Linked DNA regions of Homo sapiens: region 1 is linked to region 2. A link is an interaction called in ENCODE POLR2A ChIA-PET data of the cell type or tissue named here. Cell type or tissue: HepG2. All regions are shown on one strand. Each heading gives the region's core, and the rest is flanking DNA. Links, peaks and the distances in the headings are about the cores only. Region 1 overlaps LOC105370789 (a long non-coding RNA gene). Region 2 overlaps CHP1 (calcineurin like EF-hand protein 1).

Evidence for each region. Peaks named below come from ENCODE experiments on the same cell type or tissue, not always from the same donor. Only the 100,000 strongest peaks of a DNase experiment are listed, where the experiment ranks them.
Region 1: POLR2A ChIA-PET joins it to region 2 with 6 read pairs; 3 of 35 experiments call an interaction of 5 or more read pairs at or near these places.

The regions. Positions count from the first base shown.
Region 1 is chr15:40,965,597-40,976,142 of GRCh38, reverse strand. LOC105370789 (a long non-coding RNA gene) reads right to left here. Exons shown (of 4, transcript XR_007064601.1): 4 at 1,182-1,245. Among named protein-coding and RNA genes, the nearest start is that of CHAC1, 17 kb to the right of the region's middle. RefSeq lists enhancers at 1-254, 7,399-8,050. In HepG2, for the core only: a CTCF peak has its summit at 1,024 (motif pointing left); no DNase peak of the experiment used is centred there; H3K27me3 peaks cover 426 bases.
Region 2 is chr15:41,255,802-41,266,347 of GRCh38, reverse strand. CHP1 (calcineurin like EF-hand protein 1) reads right to left here. Exons shown (of 7, transcript NM_007236.5): 3 at 9,358-9,438; 4 at 3,465-3,592. Among named protein-coding and RNA genes, the nearest start is that of OIP5-AS1, 22 kb to the left of the region's middle. In HepG2, for the core only: no CTCF peak of the experiment used is centred there; DNase peaks (open chromatin) are centred at 3,567, 6,297 and 7,124.

The DNA of each region.
Region 1 (10,546 bases), core at 824-8,823, 290 kb after region 2:
CCCGGTGGAATTGGGAAGAGCAGCATAAACTCTTACCTAGAATTTTTCTGAATAGCTAAGTCTTTCAGAGGGCTAACATTTTAACCCGGTATTCTAAGCACCAGAATTTGGCTTGGTTAGAACTCTCTTTTAAGGATACTGTGTCACTGCATGGCTAAACAGAACATACCGAACATACCTTAACCTTTCCTAAGGGCTTGGGGTCATGTGGGCATCTGGTGCTCTCAGGCCCACTGGGACGTACTACTGTTTCCCCTGGATTAAATCATGCCAACAGCTACACTGCCACAAATTGTCTGTGAGACAGGATTTTGCTCTGTCACCCAGGCTGGAGTGCAATGGTGCAATAACAGCTCACTGCAGCCTCGACCTCCCAGGTTCAAGCAATCCTCCCTGATCAGCCTCTACCATAGTGCTGGGGTTCCAGCCACAGTTCTTAAGCTCTGAATAGTACCAGTGCCAGTGCCAGCTGCCTCAGTGTTTTTGTATTTATATGATGAGATAGCTGCTCCTCTTAAAAAATAAAATCTGGGCTGGGCGCGGTGGCTCACGCCTGTAATCCCAGCACTTTGGGATGCCAGGGCGGGTGGATCACAAGGTCAGGAGATTGAGACCATCCTGGCTAACAGGGTAAAACCCTGTCTCTACTAAAAATACAAAAAATTAGCTGGGCGTGGTGGTGGGCGCCTGTAGTCCCAGCTACTCAGGAGGCTGAGGCAGGAGAATGGCATGAACCCGGGAGGCAGAGCTTGCAGTGAGCTGAGATTGCGCCACTGCACTCCAGCCTGGGCGACAGAGCAAGACTCCGTCTCAAAAAAAATAAAAATAAAATCTTTTTTTCCCCCAAACACTGATCTTAACACCCCTTCTTCTAATGTACCTTTTCTAAATTGTTGGGGGCTTGGAAATCATTTAACTAACTCAGAACTTCTGAGCTAACAAAAAGAACTTCAGAGGAGGATTGTAGGATGTCCTAGGAATTAAGTGACTGAGCTTCAGTGCATGCTTTCCACGGATGCCTGTGGCCCTCTGCTGGGCCGCAGTACCACAGTTCTGGTTAAGTAAAGTAACATGTTCTAGATAAGGGTGTTCCGGTTTGAACCAGTTCAATAAAGTTTGTTGATTTTACTCCTTTTTTTCATTCTTTGAAAAAAAAAAAAAGTATAGATCACCTTGCACATCTAGGAAAAGTTCTGCCAAGGGGTCTAGGTAGTAGACTGGTGCATGCTCCCTCTCGGACTCCATCTGCAGGCAGAGTAAGTCAGTATAGTCCATCACCGGATTTTAGTAGGAGCAGTGAAAATGAAATGGGCAAGCTCAAAAGCCAGTGTCTTTGCACTTCATCTCCACTACCCATGCCTCATCTTTATTGGACTAGGCTGGTCATCCCTAGGGAGTAATTTGGACTAGGCTGGTCATCCCTAGGGAGTAATTGCAGTGTCTGTCCACTGGTTGGGCCATAAGCCCTCTGACCAATTAATATCATTGTTCATATTGGTTAGGGTAACACATGATGCTGTAACAGACCCCAAAATGCTTAAATATCTTATTTAATGGCTTAAATAAGATATAAATTCTTATCTCTCACATGTAAGAGTTTGAATTTGGATCTGCTCTACACGAACATTGAAGGTCCCACATTCTTTCCATCTTGTTTCTCTGCTGTTTTGATGCTTTTGTCCTCATCAGCATGGTCATTACTGGTTTATAGAAATGTCCTATGGGGCCGGACACAGTGGCTCACACCTGTAATCCCAGCACTTTGGGAGGCTGAGGCAGGCGGATCACTTGAGGTCAGGAGTTCGAGACCAGCCTTGCCAACATGGTGAAACCCCATCTCTACTAAAAATACAAAAATTAGATGGGCATGGTGGCGGGCACCTGTAATCCCACCTACTCAGGAGGCTGAGGCAGGAGAATCAGTTGAATGCAGAAAGCGGAAGTTGCAGTGAGCCAAGATTGTGCCACTGTACTCCAGCCTGGGCAACAGAGCAAGACTCCATCTCAAAAAAAAAAAAAAGAAAATGAAATGTTCTATGGGAGGGGAAGACTGGGGAGGGGATCCACCTACTGTATTGCCTTAAGACTTAGACCCTTAAGTGGCTCACACACTATCAGAGAGAACTTTAGACCTAAGAACCTATCTAACTCCAAAGGAGGCTGCCATGTAATTAGGGAAGAAGAGAACAGATTTGAATGGACAGCTAATAGTCCGGACACAACACTCCAATGGAAAGTGGGCTAAAACACTATAGATTTATTTTTTAAAGCACTTTGTGCCAAGCACTGTACATAAATAGAAAATATACACACATGCAAATGGGTAATAGCCATGGGAAATGTTCAGCCATATTAGGGCTCTACAGAGAGACAACCAATAGGATATAGATATATGAGAGGGGACATACTGGGGGAATAGGCTCACATGATTATAGAGACTGGAAAGTCCCACGATAGGTGGTGTGCAAGATGGAGAACCAGGGAAGCTGGCAGCATGGTTCATCCAAGTCTGAAAGCCTTAGAACCAGGGAAGCCAGTGCTGTAACTCTCAGTCTGAACCTGAAGACCTGAAAGCCTAGGGAGCCTCTGGTGCAAGTCCCAGAGTCCAAATCCCAGAGAACCCGGAGCCCTGATGTCCAGCGGCAGGAGAAGGAGGGTGTCCCCACTTTAGAAAAGAGGGAATTTGCCTTTCCTCTGCCTTTTTGTTCTACGTGGGCCCCATACTATAATCCAGTCAAGTTGACACCTAAAATTAACCATCACATCAACCTCATTAATAAATGCAAAATAAAACAAGGAGATTCCTAGCATTTCCTGTCATACTGGGTGAAATTTGTTTTCACATAATTGCTAAAGTTGGCTAAGCTATAATAAATGAAACATTGTAGCTTAATCTTCAAGAGTCGTGTGTGTGTGTGTGTGTGTGTGTGTGCCCTCTGCATATGTGGCATGAAGCATGGCTCTAGACTGGGGGCCACCCTCTGCGCCTTGGAAGAGGTGGTCCTAGGGCTGTCCCTTTACCTCCAGTGACACCTGCCCCTAGTGGGCCTCATCCAACATCCAGACCTCAAAGTTGACCTCAAGGAGAATGATCTGGACCACCACAACCCCAGCTTTATTGCCAATGAACCCCTCAATGATCGGCACGGTGGGGGCTGAGGGCCAGGAGCAATGAGCACCTGGCTGGCTGGACCACACCTGCAGAGATCAATGAGTGAGGCCCAGCCTGGACAAGTATCTGCGAGTAAGTTAGAGGTGGCTATGGAAAACGTTCCAAAACTATCAAACATTTTATACCCATGTACTAAAACACAGGACTACATTTTCTTCCTATTATTTTTATAGAAAGTGATATTGCAATATCATTATCACTCAAAAAGGCAAAGAATGTGTGTAGCTCTTCACAAAAAAATAAGTGATGAGGATATAGAGAAATTGGAGTCATTCATTGCTGGCGGGGACATAAAATAGTGCAGGTACTTTGGAAACAGTTTGGCAATTGCTCAAAAAGTTAAACATATAGTTACTAAGATTTTGTCTACTTGGCTGAGCCACACAATGTGCAGATATTTGGTCAAACATTCTGGGTGTGTCTGTGAGCATGTTCTTGGACAAGATTAACATTTACATCTGTGGGCCGAGTGAAGTGGATTGCCCTCCCTAATGTGGGCAGGCCTCATCCAATCAGTTGAAGGCCTGAATAGAACAAAAAGCCTGCCCTTCCCTCCCCTAGTGAGAGAGAACTCCTCCTACATGACTGAGATGATGGCTTCTTCCTGCCTTCAGACTTGCACTGAAACATTGGCTCTTTCTGGATTTCAAGCCTGCTGGCGTCTGGACTAGAACTGCACCCATCAGCTCTCCTGAATCTCCAGCTTGCTCATTATAAGAAATCTCTGCTTCATAATCTACATCCTATTGGTTTTGTTTCTCTAGAGAACTTTTATTAAGATAGTTTGTCATGTGACCCACGAATTCCATTCCTAGGTACATACCCAGGAGAAATAGAAATGAAAAAACATCCACACATAAACCTGTACACAGGCCGGGCACGGTGGCTCATGCCTGTAATCCCAGCACTTTGGGAGGCTGAGGTGGGTGGATCATCTAAGGTCAGGAGTTTGAGACCAGCCTGGTCAACATGGTGAAACCCTGTCTGCACTAAAAACGCAAAAATTAGCCAGGCATGGTGGTGGATACCTATAATTCCCAACTACTCGGGAGGCTGAGGCAGGAGAATCGCTTGAACCCAGGAGGCAGAGGGTGCACTGAGCTGAGATCGCACCACTGCACACCAGCCTGGGTGACAGAGCAAGACTCTGTATCAAAAAAAAAAAGAAAAAGAAACCTATAACACAAATGTTCAGAGCAGGATTATTCACAACAGTTAAAAAAATAGAAACAACTGAACATCCATTAACTGATGAATGGATAAAATGTGATATGTCCATACAATGCAATACTATTTAGCAATAGAAAGGAATGAACTTGATATATGCTACGACGTGAATGAAACTTGAAAACAATTTCTGCCAGATCTCAGAAAAAAAAAATGAAAGAATTCACACAAACGACCATTGTATGATTATGAAATGTCCAGAACAGGAAAATCTATAGAAACGGAAAATATATTCATGGTTACCTAGGGATGAGGGGACTGAGTGGTATGAGAGCTAAGGGGAATAGGGTTTCTTTTTGGTCTGATGAAAGAAAATGTCCTAAAAATGATAGTGATGAAAGCTGCATAGTTCTGTGAATATATAGTAAAAGCCATTGAATTGTACACTTTAATGGGTAATTTGTATGGTAGGGTAATTTCATTTCAATAAAGTTGCTAAGAAAAAGAAAATGCAGCCAGAAATGTAGTGAAAAAGTAGGTTGAACAACATGGAATTGCTCTCTCACCATATGACTATTTTTACTTACAAATGTGGCAGTTTCAAATGTTTCAACCTATTGGTAATTAAAACCAATGATGTTAAGATTTTTTAGGCTTTTTTTTTTTTTTTTTTTTTTTTTTGGAGACAGGGTCTTGCTGTGTCACCCAGGCTGTAGTGCAGTGGTGTGATCAGGGCTCACTGCACCCTTGACTTTCAGGGTTCAAGTGATCCTCCTACCTCAGCCCCTCAAGCAGCTGGGACTACAGGTGTGCACCACTATGCCCAGCTAATTTTTTTTTTTTAACTTTGGTAGAGACAGGGTCTCACTATGTTGTCCAGGCTGGTCAACTCCTGAGCTCAAGCAATCATCCCACCTCGCCCTCCCAAAGTACTGAGATTACAGGCATGAGCCACCATATGCCTGGCCAAGGTATCTTTAAATTTTCTATTATTCTAAATACTCACTTTTGTACTTAATTCACTTTTGTACTTTTGTACTTAATTTCTTTATTCTTTTTCTTAAAGAAGGCTTCCGCAAATTGCATGAGTTTTAGGCCTCAAACACCCAGATCCCAGGGTGGGAATGTGAAGAGACAGAACCTTTTATAGGACAATTTCACAATGTGTATTAAGAATTTTTAGGCCGGCCAGGCGCAGTGGCTCACGCTGGTAATCCCAGCACTTTGGGAGGCCGAGGCGGGCGGATCACAAGGTCAGGAGATAGAGACCATCCTCGCTAACACGGTGAAACCCCGTCTCTACTAAAAATACGAAAAATTAGCCAGGCGTGGCAGCGTGTGCCTGTAGCCCGCTACTCGGGAGGCTGAGGCAGGAGAATTGCTTGAACCGGAAGGCGGAGGTTGCAGTGAGCCGATATTGGGCCACTGGACTCCAGCCTGGGCATCAGAGCGAGACTCCATCTCAAAAGAAAAAAAAAAAAAAAATTTATGCCGGACGCAGTGGCTCACGCCTGTAATCCCAGCACTTTGGGAGGCCGAGGCGGGTGGATCACCTGAGGTCGAGAGTTAAGACCAGCCTGACCAACATGGAGAAACTCCATCTCTACTAAAAATACAAAATTAGCCAGGCGTGGTGACGCATGCCTGTAATCCCAGCTACTCAAGAGGCTGAGGCAGGAGAATCTCTTGAACCCGGGAGGCGGAGGTTGCGGTGAGCAGCGATCGCGCCATTGCACTCCAGCCTGGGCAACGAGAGAAACTCCATCTCAAAAAAAAAAAAAAATTTTTAAAACATCCCTGCTGTTGTTCCAGCCATTCTATTTTCAGGGATCCCTACACAAGGGTGCCAGAGGGCAGGGCCTCTCAACTTTAATGTGAGAACTGTCTCCTGGGACTCTTATTAAAAATGCAGACTGATCTGCTAGGTCTGGGAGTCATATCCAGTAAGCTCCCAGGTGATGTGGAGGCTGCTGGTCTACAGGCCCTCTCTGAGTAGCCAGAGGATGTTCTTTGGTTATCTCCTCAAAATTTCCCCCCACCCCCGACATCACGCAACAGCCACCCTTACGTCTTGCCACAGTTGCCCGCTCAAGGACAGACAGGGAACCCAGACCCAAGGCAGTCAGGGCTAGCTTCCCTCCCTCATCCCTAACCTTTCATCAGGTGGCCCAGTCAGAGCAAAACAGGCCACTCCCATGGTCATGAACAGAAAAGTTTATCACCCAAGGGCTGCAGAGGAGCCAGCCTGAGGGCACCACTGCCAACAGAGAAGGGCAAACTCCAGGGAAATGGAGCAGGATCCCTGACTGAGCCTTACCCAAAGCTCCCTTCCTCTTAACTGTTGGGTTTCACCACTGACTCCTGTTTGCTTCATGCTTGTTTGAACTCGGTTTTCCGTTACATGCAACTTGGACGAAAAGTCCGTGACAGCATAATTGAACCTAGCAAAAAATTGAGACAACCCAAAAGCCTCACAACATAGGACTGGTGAAATAAATGTTTGCATATCTATATGATAGAATGATTAGGTGGTCATTAAAAATCATTCTCAAGAATATTTGGTATCATGGGAAAATGCTCAGAATATACTCTTAGGAGAAAAGTAGGGCACAAAGAGGGAGCACTAGAAGGAAGTCAGCTTTCCTAGATGGTGGAATTATGAATGATTTCTAAGTTCTTTTATGTCATTTTATTTCTGTATTTCTAGCATATCCTACTTCTCATATTCCTTTCTATTTCTAGTACATATGAACAGCCTATTCCAGAATACCCTTTATCTCATTTTTAAATTTCTCCAAGCATAATGGATACCTCTTATCGTGATACAATCTACAGCTCAAGTGTTGTCTTTTGAGACAGGGATGTCACTCTGTCACCCAGGCTGAAGTGCAGTGACATGATCACGACTCACTGTAACCTTGACCTCCCAGGCTCAAGAGATCCTCCTACCTGAGCCTCTTGAGTAGCTGGAACTACAAGGGTGCGACATCATACCTGGCTAATTTAAAAAAAAAAAAAAAAACGTAGAGATGGGATCTGTGTTGCCCAGGCTGATCTTGAACTTGTGAGCTCAAGCCATCCTCCTGCCTCAGCCTCTCAAAGTGCTGGAACTACAGGTGTGAGCCACTGTGCCCGGCCCAGCTCAAGTGTTCTTTTAAAAACCTGTCACTGAGCCAGGCACAGTGGCTTTTCCCTGTAATCCTAGATACTTGGGGGGCTGAGGTGGAAGCATTGCTTGAGGCCAGGAGTTCAGGACCAGCCTGGACAACAATAGCAAGACCCGGCATGTAAACAAACAAAAAACACTTCTGTCACTGTTCTTCCAAGTCCTTAGTGGTTTCCTGCTGGGCTCAACAAAGGCTGCAGAACTAATGGGATCCTCAGGCCTTGCAACTTTAGCCTGCGACCCTGCTATCTAACATTTTTTTTTCTCTTGGAATGTGCCAGGCTCAGTGCTCCCTCAGGGATGTGATGCACATGGTTCAATTTTTAAATTTTTTTTTCTTGAGACAGGGTTTCACTCTGTCGCCTAGGCTGGAGTACAGCGGCATGATCTTGGCTCGCTGCAGCCTCAATCTCCCAGGCTCAAGTGATCCTCCCACCTCAGACTTCTGAGTAACTGAGACTATAGGTGCCTTCCACCATGCCCAGCTGATTTTTTTTTTTTTTTTTTTTTTTTTTTTTAAGAGACAGGGTTTTGCCATGTTGCCCAGGCTGGTCCTTGAACTCCTGGACTCAAGTGATCCTCCTACCTCTGCCTCCCAAAGTACGTGAATTATAGGTGTGAGCCACCATGCCTGATTTTTAAATTCTTTATAACATTCTGTATTTTCCAAATTTGCTACTTGATCATGTGCTATTTTATAATCAGTGCTATTAAGAGAAAGTTTATATTTTTAGGGAAAATTAAGAAAACTCAAAAACAAGAAATGACTTCAATCAGAACTTTTTAAAAAATTTTTTTTTGTAAAGCTAAGGTCTCACTGTATTGCTCAAACTGGTCTCAAACTCACGGGCTCAAGTGATCCTCCTATCTTGGCCTCCCAAAGTGCTGGGATTACAGGAGTGAGACACCAGTTAAAACTTTCTTATAGTGTGTCTCCCTATTTCAATTCAGTTCATGTGATAAAATAACATGGCCAGGCACGGCGGCTCATGCCTGTAACCCCAGCACTTTGGGAGGCTGAGGTAGGCTGATCACTGGAGGTGAGGAGTTCCAGAACAGCCTGCCCAACATGGTGAAATCCCGTCTCTACTAAAAATACAAAAAAATTAGCCGGGCATGGCGGCAGCACCTGTAATCCCAGGTACACAGGAGGCTGAGGCAGAAGAATAGCTTGAACCTGGGAGGCAGAGGTTGCAGTAAGCTGAGATCATGCCACTGCACTCCAGCCTGGGCCAGAGAGCAAGACTCCATCTCAAAAAATAATATAACACTAAACAAAGATAACATGGTAACCCCCGCTACCCCTGAATGTTTGCAAGGAGACTTTGGAGAAGCTGTACTTCAGACTAAGGAATGACTCCAAAGGCTGCAATTTAAGGCGCCATGGGGAAATATTTTAAAGCAGGTATGTCTTTGTTATGCCTCAGATGCTGAGCTTTGATAATCACTTGCACCGGTTTGTAAGGCTGATGTTTTGGTTTATCTGGGCATAGGACCAGCTTTTCTCTCGGTAGAGAAGGGAGCCCCTCTTCACCGCCCATCACCAAAGTGAGCACCTCTTTACCCTCTGAGTGTTATTTGTGGACCTTCTCTTTTTGGCATAAAAGCTTTTTGTCAGATCTATTTTTTTACTTCTCTACTTATGAATACATGATAAACTTGCACAGTTCAAAATTAAAAACATACAAAAGGGCATAAAAAGAAAGTCTCTCTCCCATCCCATCCCCTGGAGCCCGGTTCCCCTCCTGGGAGGCAAATTATGTTGACAGTTTAAGATTCCTTCCAGACACATTTACATGCTTTTTAAAAAACAGGATTACACTCACGTTATATGTCTAATTTTGTATGCTTTTTGTCCCACTTAACACTACAGTAATAACATTAATAGTTATGTAAAGAGATTAAAATGTTTCTTAACATTAGCAAATACTCTTCATAAACATTCATGACTGCAAATATGCCGTCCAAGGGAGATGAACCATTTTATTGTTTACTGCTGGACAAATAGTTTTCTCCTCTTAAATTCTCCGATTCTGTCCAAGATGAAACTATCTACATGAGTTCAACTAGAGACTGCAGTTTAGTTTAGACCCAGATCAGCCATTTGCTCCCTGGGGACACAGGGCTCTGGGGTCAGGAGGTGGCCCAGCGCCAAGCCAGAAGGATAAGCAGGTGGTCCCTGGTCTACATGGCCTGCAGGGGCTGGCTGTGTGGTCCAGGCCAGTAGAGCAGATATATTTAACTGGGTCAGATGCTGCTGACTGTGTCATGACCCAGGAGGATTGTGCTGTTGGTAAACAAACCAGAATGGCCTGGCTGCAGCCAGCCCTCCTTCCTCCGCCTGCTGACCCGCCAGGGGGTGTGAGAAGTGGAGGAGAGCATGACCAGGGAGACGGCTCAGACACAGGGGCCCCTGCAAGGCATCTCGCCCAGGAAGGATTGGGAAGTGGCCTTGTCTCACTGCCCTTAGTTGTTTTTTTCCTTATTTCCCTCCTGCCGCAGCCCGCGCGGCATTTCTGCTCCCTGCCTCCTCCCACACTTCCCTCTGTCCCTCCAACCCAGTCTACCTTATTTGCCCTGCTAAGTAAGTGCAGTTCATTCATTCATTCCATTCAACTCATTTAGCATTTATTTATTGAGCAAATAAATCTTTCAAGGGCCTAAGACAAGCCAGGCTTTGAGCTGGCCACCAAGAATACAACACTAGGCCAGGTGCAATGGTTCACACGCCTGTAATCCCAGCACTTTGGGAGGCTGAGGCAGGCGGATCACCTGAGGCCAGGAGTTTGAGATCAGCCTGGCCAACATGGTGAAACCCCGTCTCTACTAAAAATACAAAACACCTGGGCATGGTGGTGTGCACCTGTAATCCCAGCTACTTGGGAGGCTGAGGCAGGATCGCTTGAACCTGGGAGGCGGAGGTTGCAGTGAGCTGAGATTGTGTCACTGCACTCCAGCCTGCCTGGGCAACAGATAGAGACTCCATCTCAAAAAACAAACAAAAAAACAGGAACATGCCAGCTCCTGCCTTACTGGAGCTT
Region 2 (10,546 bases), core at 1,454-9,453:
CCTGTAGATAGGGTTGTACCTTTTACACAAAGCACTATTATTACTATTATTATTATTATTCTTTGAGATGGAGTTTCACTCTTATTGCCCAGTCTGGAGTGCAATAGCGTGATCTCGGCTCACTGTAATATCAGCCTCCCAGGTTCAAGCAATTCTCCTGCCTCAGTCTCCTGAGTAGCTGGAATTACAGGCATGCACCACCATGCCTGGCTAATTTTGTATTTTTAGAAGAGACATGGTTTCACCATGTTGGTCAGGCTGGTCTCGAACTCCTGACCTCAGGTGATCCACCCACCTCGGCCTCCCAAAGTGCTGGGATTACAGGCATGAGCCACCGCGCCTGGCCTACAGAAAGCATTATTATAACCTCACCAATCCAAAGAGGAAAGCAATAAGGTACCACTTCCAGGAGACAAACAGAAGAGCAGAGTGGCACTATGTGTGCTTGGGCCTGTGCCTACATGGGCATAGTTCAGCCTTGCTGATCGTGATTAAAATTCTCTCACCGTGGCTTAGAAAAGAAATAGAACAAAGTGTGTTCTCAGAGTTCCTGAAGACAGTATTCTATGCAAAGTATAACCCATAATAAAATTTGGTTCCACTCCTCTGTAAACCCACATTTCTTTTTTTTTTTTTTGAGATGGAGTTTTGCTCTGTTGCCCAGGCTGGAGAGTAATGGTGCAATCTCGGCTAACTGCAACCTCTGCCCCCCAGGTTCAAAGTATTCTCCTGTCTCAGCCTCCCGAGTACCTGAGATTACAGGCGCCCGCCACCACGCCCAGCTAATTTTTTGTATTTTTAGTACAGACAGGGTTTCACCATGTTGGCCAGGCTGGTCTTGAACCCCTGATCTCAAGTGATCCACCCGCCTTGGCCTCCCAAAGTGCTGGGATTACAGGCGTGAGCCATCATGCCTGGCCTGTAAACCCAGATTTCTAAGTAACACATCTCCTTTTTTTTTTTTTTTTTTTTTTTTTTTTTTTTGAGACAGAGTCTCGCTCTATCACCCAGGCTGGAGTGCAATGGCATGATCTCGGCTCACTGTAGCCTCCACCTCCCAGGTTCAAGCAATTCTCCCGCCTCAGCCTCCTGAGTAGCTGGGATTACAGGCATCCACCATTATGCCTGGCTAATTTTTTTTGTATTTTTGTAGAAATGGGGTTTCACTATGTTGGCCAGACTTGTCTCGAACTCCTGACCTCAGGTGATCCGCCTGCCTCAGCCTCCCAAAGTGCTGGGATTACAGGCGTGAGCCACCGCACCTGGCCCACATCCCCTTTCTCTAAGGTAAATGTGTCTCAGTGGCAAATGTATTGCTAGGTATATGACATTCAATTGCTCTCAGTCTACAGTAAGAGGCACCATGCTACAGCTTATACAGCCCTGTGGGAACTTCAAAGAGAAGCAACACATTTAGACAGAAATTGAGGACTTCTCGGACTCTTCTAGTCTTTTCTTTGGCATTAGAATAGCTTCGGTTTTACTGGTCTAATTACATGAATGTGATCCCTATACATAGACTGCAACAGAATTCTAATTAATTTTTAGCTTCCTATAAAAGTTAATCCAACAGCCAAGACTAAAGTATGTAATGAAAAAAACAGGCTGGGTATGGAGGCTCATGCCTGTAATCCCAGCACTTTGGGAGGCCAAGGTGGGATGACTGCTTGCGTCCAAGATTTCGAGACCAGTCTGGGCAACATAGTGAGACCCTGTCCCTACAAAAAATTAGAAAATAAAAAATTAGCTGGGTGTAGTGCACACGCCTGTGGTCCCAGCAACTTGAGAGGCTGAGGCAAAAAGATCACTTGAGCCAGGAAAGTCAAGGCCATAGTGAGCTGTGATCACGCCACTGCACTCAGCCTGGGTGACAGAGTGAGACCCTATCTCAAAAAATTAAGCAAAAACAAAATAAAACCAAGCATAACCTGCATAGCACTTTGTTATTATTCTATCTCATCCTGAAGTCTGCCATTTCTGTGGCATTCCAACCTTTTTCCTTAGCAGAACCCCAATCACAGCATCAGGAGGGGAATCTCATTAGCCTAATCTCCTCGGCACTCGCACTCTCCTGACCTGAACTGACTTATCAAAGTGAGGGGAAGGACTTACATTCCATGCTTGGGAGGAGTGTTGCTCAATTTCAGTCTCGATCTCTCTCTATATATATCTCTCTTCCTCTACTGCCAGATGTGAACAAGAAAAAAAAAAGCCCTGTTAACAACTGAGAGCTGCCATGTGACCATAATACTTTAGGATAAAACAGACTATGAGGATGGCAGAGTAAAGAGAAAAATCCCTAGTTCTTGAAACAGAATCAACCCTCCTGCCGGCCTAATCTGACTTGTAAAGTGAGCTAATATAGTTCCCTATTGTTTAAGCCAGCTGAGTCAGCTAAAGGTATCCTAAGACACCATGTAACGCCCAAATCCACTAGTGCTATTTCGAAGATTTTGTTTTGTTTTCTTTTCTTTGTTGAGACAGAGTTTCTGTCACCTGGGCTGAAGTGCAGTGGTGCCATCAAGGTTCATTGCAGCCTCAACCTCTCAGGCTCAAGCAATTCTCCCACCTCAGCCTCCCAAGTACCTGGGAGCACAGGTGCCTGCCACCACACCTGGCTAATTTTTGTATTTTTATTAGAGACAATGTTTCACCATGTTGCCCAGGCTGGTCTCAAACTCCTGGGCTCAAGTGATCTACCTACCTTGGCCTCCCAAAGTGCTGGGATTACAGGCATGAGCCACTGCGCCCAGCCTTCAGTCAGTTTTAATACAACTGTAATTTCAACTTGTACTGAATAAAAAGATAAATTTAATTTCAATTTCCTGGAGAAGTGTTGTAAGGGATTGGGCAATATTGTACATGAACCAATAAGGGCAGAAGGGAAGGCAAACAAGTATTAAAGGAAAAGAGGCATGAGACACGGGTATAAAAATTAAATCTTGCACTGTATCCAGCTGTCCCCCATTACTTAAGTCACATCCAGTGTCTATCAAATTCTAAGATGAGCTGAGGATTGCCATTATTCCTTAAAGGTGGGGCCTGGGTCTTGTTCACTATTGCCATGCTAGCACTTAACACAGTGCCTGGCACACGGTAGGTGCTCAATGAATTATAATGATACTAGGTAACACTTATTAAGTACCTAGTATATGCCAGGCACTATGTGAAGCACTTGACATTTATTAACTCATTTAATCCTCACAACAATCCAATGTGGAACCCCTTAGTATCCTATTTTACAGAAGAGAAAACTGAAGCCCAAAGAGGTTAAGTACCTTGCCCAAAGTCACACGACCAAAAAAGGGTAGACTAGTATTTAATCTTGGCCAGTTTAGCTCCAGAGTCTGAGGTCTTAACCAGTATGCTCTTGTAGATGCTTGTTCAAATAATGAGTGAGTAAATACATGACTTTTAAGAAATGAAAAGCAAGTATTTTAAGCCAGAAGACTTTAGCTCCTTACAGTGCAGTTTGTTGCTTCGGCTGTTGAGTGGTTCGGGTCCATTCACATCTTTGCTCTTTTCATTATCCTCAATGGGGCGGAAATGAGCCAAAGTTCGCATGAATCCACGGAAGTTTACCTGGTCCTCTCTGATTGTGAAATATAACAAACACAACACCATGTCAATCACGGTGATTATTTCTTATGAATTAAATATACTGGCAACAGCTTTAGCTACGGTAGCCTGAAAGGTCATTTAATGAGGTTTCTTTCCATACGCATGGTACTTTGGGACTCACAGTACCATATCATTTAAGCCTCACCCCAACCTTGTAAGGCAGGTGCTATTACTCCCACTTTATAAATGATTTAACCAGATTTAGGTAACAGGACTTACCAGGGATAAAGTTATCTATTGAATTTACTTGCATCTGTTTTCCAAAAAATGAATGTAGAGTAGTGCCAGCACTATACAAGACAGCCAGAACTTGAACTCATTGCTTTGAACTCTGCAGCGAGCCACAGGCAGCCCAATGACTCCTCAGCCACCTCCCACATCTCCCCCATCTCCCCTGCAGTAATGTATACCAAGGGATATTTTAAAATTAAGGCACATTATGGAAAGGCCGCTTTTAAAATAAAGTTTATTTAATTTTTAATTTTTCTTATTTATTTATTTATTTTGAGACAGAGTCTTGCTCTGCTTATAAATAAATAAAGTCTTGCTTTATTTATTTATTTTGAGACAGAGTCTTGCATCCAGGCTGGAATGCAGTGGCACTACCTCGGCTCACTGCAACCTCCGCCTCCCGGGTTCAAGCAATTCTCCTGCCTTAGCCTCCTGACTAGCTGGAACTACAGACGCCCGCCACCATGCCCGGCTAATTTTTTGTATTTTTTTTTTTTTTTTTTGAGATGGAGTTTTGCTCTTGTTGCCCAGGCTGGAATGCAATGGCGCGATCTCAGCTCACTGCAACCTCCGCCTCCCTGGTTCAAGCGATTCTCCTGCCCCAGCCTCTGGAGTAGCTGGGATTACAGGCATGCGCCACCACGCTCAGCTAATTTTATATTTTTAGTAGAGACGGGGTTTCTCCATGTTGGTCAGGCTAGTCTCGAACTCCCGACCTCAGGTGATCTGCCCGCCTCAGCCTCCCAAGTGGTGGGATTACAGGTGTGAGCTGCTGCACCCAGCCTAATTTTTTGTATTTTTAGTACAGACAGGGTTTCACCGTGTTAGCTAGGATCGTCTCAATCTCCTGACCTCATGATCTGCCCACCTCGGCCTCCCAAAGTGCTGGGATTACAGGCATGAGCCACCATGCCCAGCCAAGTTTATTTAATTATAAAAGCAAACATAAATTTGAAAATGTGGAAAAAAGAAAAGTAGATAGAAAAATACTGATCCGAGTTCTACCAATTACAACCACAGTTAATATAAATATATTTTCTGGCTGGGCACGGTGGTCCATGCCCATCATCCTAATACTTTGGGAGGCTGAGGCAGGCAGATCACTTGAGGCCAGGAGTTGAGACCAGCCTGACCAACATGGTAAAACCCTGTCTCTACTAAAAATACAAAAAAATTAGCTGGACGTGGTAGTGGGCACCTGTAATCCCAGCTACTCGGGAGGGTGAGGCAGGAGAATCGCTTGAAACTGGGAGGCAGAGGCTGCAGTGAGCCTAGATTGCACCACTGCACTCCAGCCTGGGTGACACAGCAAGACTATGTCAAAAAAAAAGAAAAGGAAAGGAAAGGGAAAGGAAAGGAAAAGGAAGGAAAAGGAAAGGAAAAGGAAGGAAGGGAGGGAGGAAAGGAAGGAAGGAAGGAATCAATCAATTAATCAATCAATCAATCAGCCAGGCATGGTGGCTCACGCTTATACTGCCAGTTATTTGGGAGGCTGAGGTGGGAGAATCACTTGAACACACAGGAGGCAGAAGTTGCGTGAGCCGAGACTGCGCCACTGCACTCCAGCCCAGGTGACGGTGCAAGACTCCCTCATATATATATGAATGCATTTTCTTCTAGTAACTTTTCTATGCTTTTCAGATAACTGTATTAGTATCCTGCCTTTTTTTTTAACTTTTAAGCATTTCTCCAATCAATATAAATACTTTGAAACATTTAAAACATATGCATAATTCTGTGGACACATCATGATTTTATTATTCCCTCATAATTGGATAATTTTTCTCTAAATAATCTTTTAGGCCAGGCACAGTGGCTCACGTCTATAATCCCAGCACTTCAAGAGGCCAAGGTGGGTGGATCACCTGAGGTCAGGAGTTCAAGACCAGCCTGGCCAACATGGTGAAACCCCGTCTCTACTAAAAATACAAAAATTAGCTGGGCCTGGTGGTGCATGCCTGTAATCCCAGCTACTTGAGAGCCTGAGGCAGGAGAATCACTTGAACCCCAAAGATGGAGGGTGCAATGAGTCGAGACTGCACCACTGCACTCCAGCCTGGGTGACAGAGGGAGACTCCATCTCAAAAAAAAAAAAAAAAAAGTTTTGAAAGACCTCTTGTGTATAAAGCCTTTTTGGTACTTAAGCTTGGAGAAAATCTTTTCATTGTGCCACAGGCTAATCAATAACCCTGTAAGAAATAATTCTCAAAACTTGAATGAAGAATGTTCTTTAATATTAAAAAAGAATGCCCCATGTAACATAATATAATTTATTTATCTAAGGCAGATGGCCTGGTTCCTGTGGTTACCTAAAAAAAAAAAAAACCCCAGCCTTTCTGTGCCCCACCGAATAGCTGAGGTATGTAGGTTCTCTTCTGTGCTCTATAGACATGCAGTTCATAGCCCTTCTAAAGGCAGAGTTCAAAGGCTAGCCTGTGAGCCATCTGTACTCAAAAGAATGACCTTGGCTGGGTGCAGTGGCTCACGCCCATAATCCCAGCACTCTGGGAGGCCGGGGCGGGCGGATCACCTGAGGTCAAGAGTTCAAAACCAGCCTGGCCAACGTGGTGAAACCTTAGCCAGGCGTGGTGGCGTGAGCCTGTAGTCCCAGCTACTTGGGGAGGCTGAGGCAGGAGAATCACTCGAACCCAGGAGGCAGAGGTTGCGGTGAGCCAAGATCACACCACTGCATGCCAGCCTGGGAGACAGAGGGAGACTCCGTCTCAAAAAAACAAAAAACAAAACAAAAGAATGACCTTTTAGTTCTTCGATGTATCTATACTGCTAATGGACCAGTATCTGGTCAAAAATGTCAGATCTGAGGAATCAAGTAATGTGGAGTAAAGTTTAAAACATATGCTAGAAAAAACACATTAATGATTATTGCTAGCATAAAGTTTCTGGGTAAAAGGGAATTGAATAACCATGGTCCACTTTCAAATCTCATTCTTTAAAAAAAAAAAAAAAAAAGCCCCAATGTGCATATGCCTAGGGAAGAAAGAAAAACCCAGAAGCCAAATATATCTATCTGATTAGAGCAAGAAGCAGAGTCGCAGCTTGCTAAGAGCTAAGCAGTGCAGCCCAGTAGAGCCCTCCACTTCCTCATATGCACTCTGTCCCATTTCCTTAGCAGTAGATTGGTGGACAGAATGACAGGTGATATTGTAGTCACAGCAAATGTAGTTTAGTCTTACAAAACAGCTTCCCACAAGCTGCTTCTTCAAGTAATCAATGGTGACTAAGGAATTCTGAAAAAAAGTTGGCAAAGTGACTCTCCTGGGTTTACTTTTCATTGCAAAAGGTTTGGATACAAAGCATAGCTGTGAAAGTTATCTCTGGATAGGGTTCAATGCTTTGCAGGGGTAAAAGAGGAATTAGAAAAAAGGAAGAATTCAGCATAAAAACCACACCTGAAACAAACAGGGCAGTTCAAGGAGAGAGAAAGGAAAAAATGAAAGAGGGCATAAGATTCCTCATAGTCAACGTGATTTGATTCCCATCTTTACATGAACTAACTGCCCGACCTAATTCCCCTTCTGACTTTCACTCACATTTCCTGAATGCCCAACCCTCTCAACTAGCAAATTCCTTTGCTCTCAATTTAGAGTTCTAAAATTTCCTCTCCAGGCATTTTATCTGACAGTGTCCTCATTGACAGTCTCATTATTAAAAACTGGCACCCATATAATATTTTGAAGTCCTGTGGGTCATAGACTATCCATATAAACCAGGAATAGATTGTTTAGGAAATTACTTAAAACAAGCTTATATGTAAGTTTTATTGTTGAAAAGGTACCTAATCAAATCAGTAAATATTTACTCACTACTGTGAAGGCAGTGTATTAGGTAGTAAAGCATATCAAAAGACTAGTTTCATGTTAGAAAAACCCACATTAAGAACAATCTACTTGACAAAGCATATGTGGTGAGAACTATGTTTATTCAATATCACGAAAGTAAAATAAAGGCTGGGGAAATGTTCCAGATTAAAGGAGGCTAAAGAGACATGACAACTGACCCAGACTAGATCCTGTACTGGAGGCGGGGAAGTGCTATAAAACAGATTATTGGATGACAAAATTGGAATATGAATATAAATTAGAATAAACTGGATAATATGTTAATAAAACAGAGTAATAGATTAGATAAGAGGATTGTATCAATGTTAAGTTTACTGAAGTAGATAACTATACTATGGATATGTAAAAGAATGTCCCTATTCTTAGCAAACACACACTGGTGCATTCAGAGGTAAAGGGTCATTACTATGCAACTTACCCTGAAATAGTTCAGAAATACAATTATGTGAACACACATACACAAAAAAATTACATAAGTATGTGTATATACATACATGTATGTATGTGTATGTATGTACGTACATGTAGGCATGTATGTATGTATATACACACACACGTAGAGTATGTGTAGGTAGAGAGAGGGGAAAGAGAGAGGGAAAAAGTGTCTGCAAGAGAGGGTATGTAGAGTAAGCACGGGTGTACAAGCTGCGCTGTTCAATACTGCAGTCACTTGTCACATCTGGTTATGTGCACTGAAAACATGGTCAGTCTGACTTGATATGTGTTTAAGTGTAAATTACACACTGGATTTCAAGGACTTATTATGAAAAAATGTAGGCTGGGCATGGTGGCTCACGCCAGTAATCCCAGTACTTTGGGAGGCTGAGGCAGGCGGATCACCTGAGGTCAGGAGCTCAAGACCAGCCTGGCCAACATGGTGAAACCCTGTCTCTACTAAAAATACAAAAATTAGCCAGGTATGGTGGCATGTGGCTGTAATCCCAACTATCTCGGAGGCTGAGGCAGGAGAATCGCTTGAACCCGGGAGGCAGAGGTTGCAGTGAGCCGAGATGGCACCACTGTACTCCAGCCTGAGCGACCGAGCAAGACTCTGTCTTAAAACAAACAAACAAACGAAAAAAGGATCTCAGTTATTTTTAATATTGATTATATATGGAAATAATATTTTAAATATATTAAATAAAATATATATTACCAAAGTTAACTTATTTTTACTTTTTAAATGTGGTTACTAGAAAATGTAAAATTACGTATGTGGCTTGCATTATATTTTTATTGGCTACTACTAAGAAGAGAGCACACAAATGAGGCAAAATGTTAACAATATAACAGTAGATGCATCAGGGCAATAAATATACAAGTATTCTCCGAATTACTTTTAACTTTTGCAACTTTTTTGTAAATTTGAAATTATTTCCAAATAAACATTTTTTAAAAGTCTAGTTTTACATCAATGATAAACATAAGAATTTTGAAGATAGGCTCATATATCTATTTGAAGTTTAAAACACACAGGAGGGTAGAACAGAAGAGATATTCTAGAAATGACAAAATTAGAATTGCTCAATATAATCAGGGGGTATCACAGTCTGAGATGGCACAACCAATATCATTATTCCAGATTAGCAAATAATTTAGGTTGTGATAGCCTCAGGAAGGAAGTCCAACAACTGTACTGACTCACCCCTCTGGAAAGAAGGCATTGATGATCCGGTCCCCCAGTGGGTTGATGGCAAGTTCTGGAATCCTCTGGAAATCTTCCCGGCTGCCAAGAGAATCACCTTGAGTTAGATAGAGATCATTGCCCTTAGCATGAACTCCTTAAGTCAGGAGGTAACAGGGTGTAACCTAGCAAGAATATTACCTCCTGGAATTTACTTCTGTGGCAAATTATACCAAATAACTGCAAAGAATAGCACTTTAATAGCTGCCAAGTGTTTCTTGCACCAACTCAGAAGTGGAAGGAGCCAGATTTGATTACGCCACATTCCAGTGAATTTAGCACACAGGTTACGTCAATAAGCCAACTGATGGACAAATACTAAGCTGTCCCTTAGTAAATGATTTCTTGAACATTAGCATTGCGTACCTAGTTATTAAGTTTGGAAAGTGAACAGCAAATGGAAAGTATCAAATACTGCAGAACTTGAATATGGGGACAAACACTTAGAGGGGTCTCCATATCCTTGTTAAGATTTTTAGGCACTTACAAAATGCAAGGAATTCTTAGGTGCTATTTACATGCAAGGAAATAATGTGACAACCAATTGATTTCCTTGTTCTGACTCTGGCTTTTTCTCCATTTCCATGTTCTGTGGACTAGGGCTACAGAAGTATTTAACCCTCAAACATGACAAGAGCAGTCATCCTCACATGACTTAGGCGAGGTTATACCAAAGCGAATATTGTCAGTTACCATTCATCACATATATATCATGTGCTGCTCTGTTTACATACATTATTCTCATTTCTTCACGCCAATGTTTTATGTATACCCTTTTAGAGCTGAGGAAATTGAGAGTCAGGAAGATAAAGTAACTTGCCCAAAGCCACACTACTCCTAAGTAGCAGAACTGTGATTTAAATCTAAGTCTGTAAGTCAAAGTATGTGTTCTTTTTCTAAAAACCATATTTCTTTCCTATATTGAACTTTTTTTTGAGACAGAGTCTTGCTCAGTCACCCAGGCTGGAATGCAATGGCATGGTCTTGGCTCACTGCCACCTCCACTTCCCAGGTTCAAGCGATTCTCCTGCCTCAGCCTCCCAAGTAGCTGGGATTACAGGCACTCTCCACCACGCCTGGCTAGTTTTTTGTACATTTAGTAGAGACGGAGTTTCACCATGTTGGCCAGGCTGGTCTTGAACTCCTGACC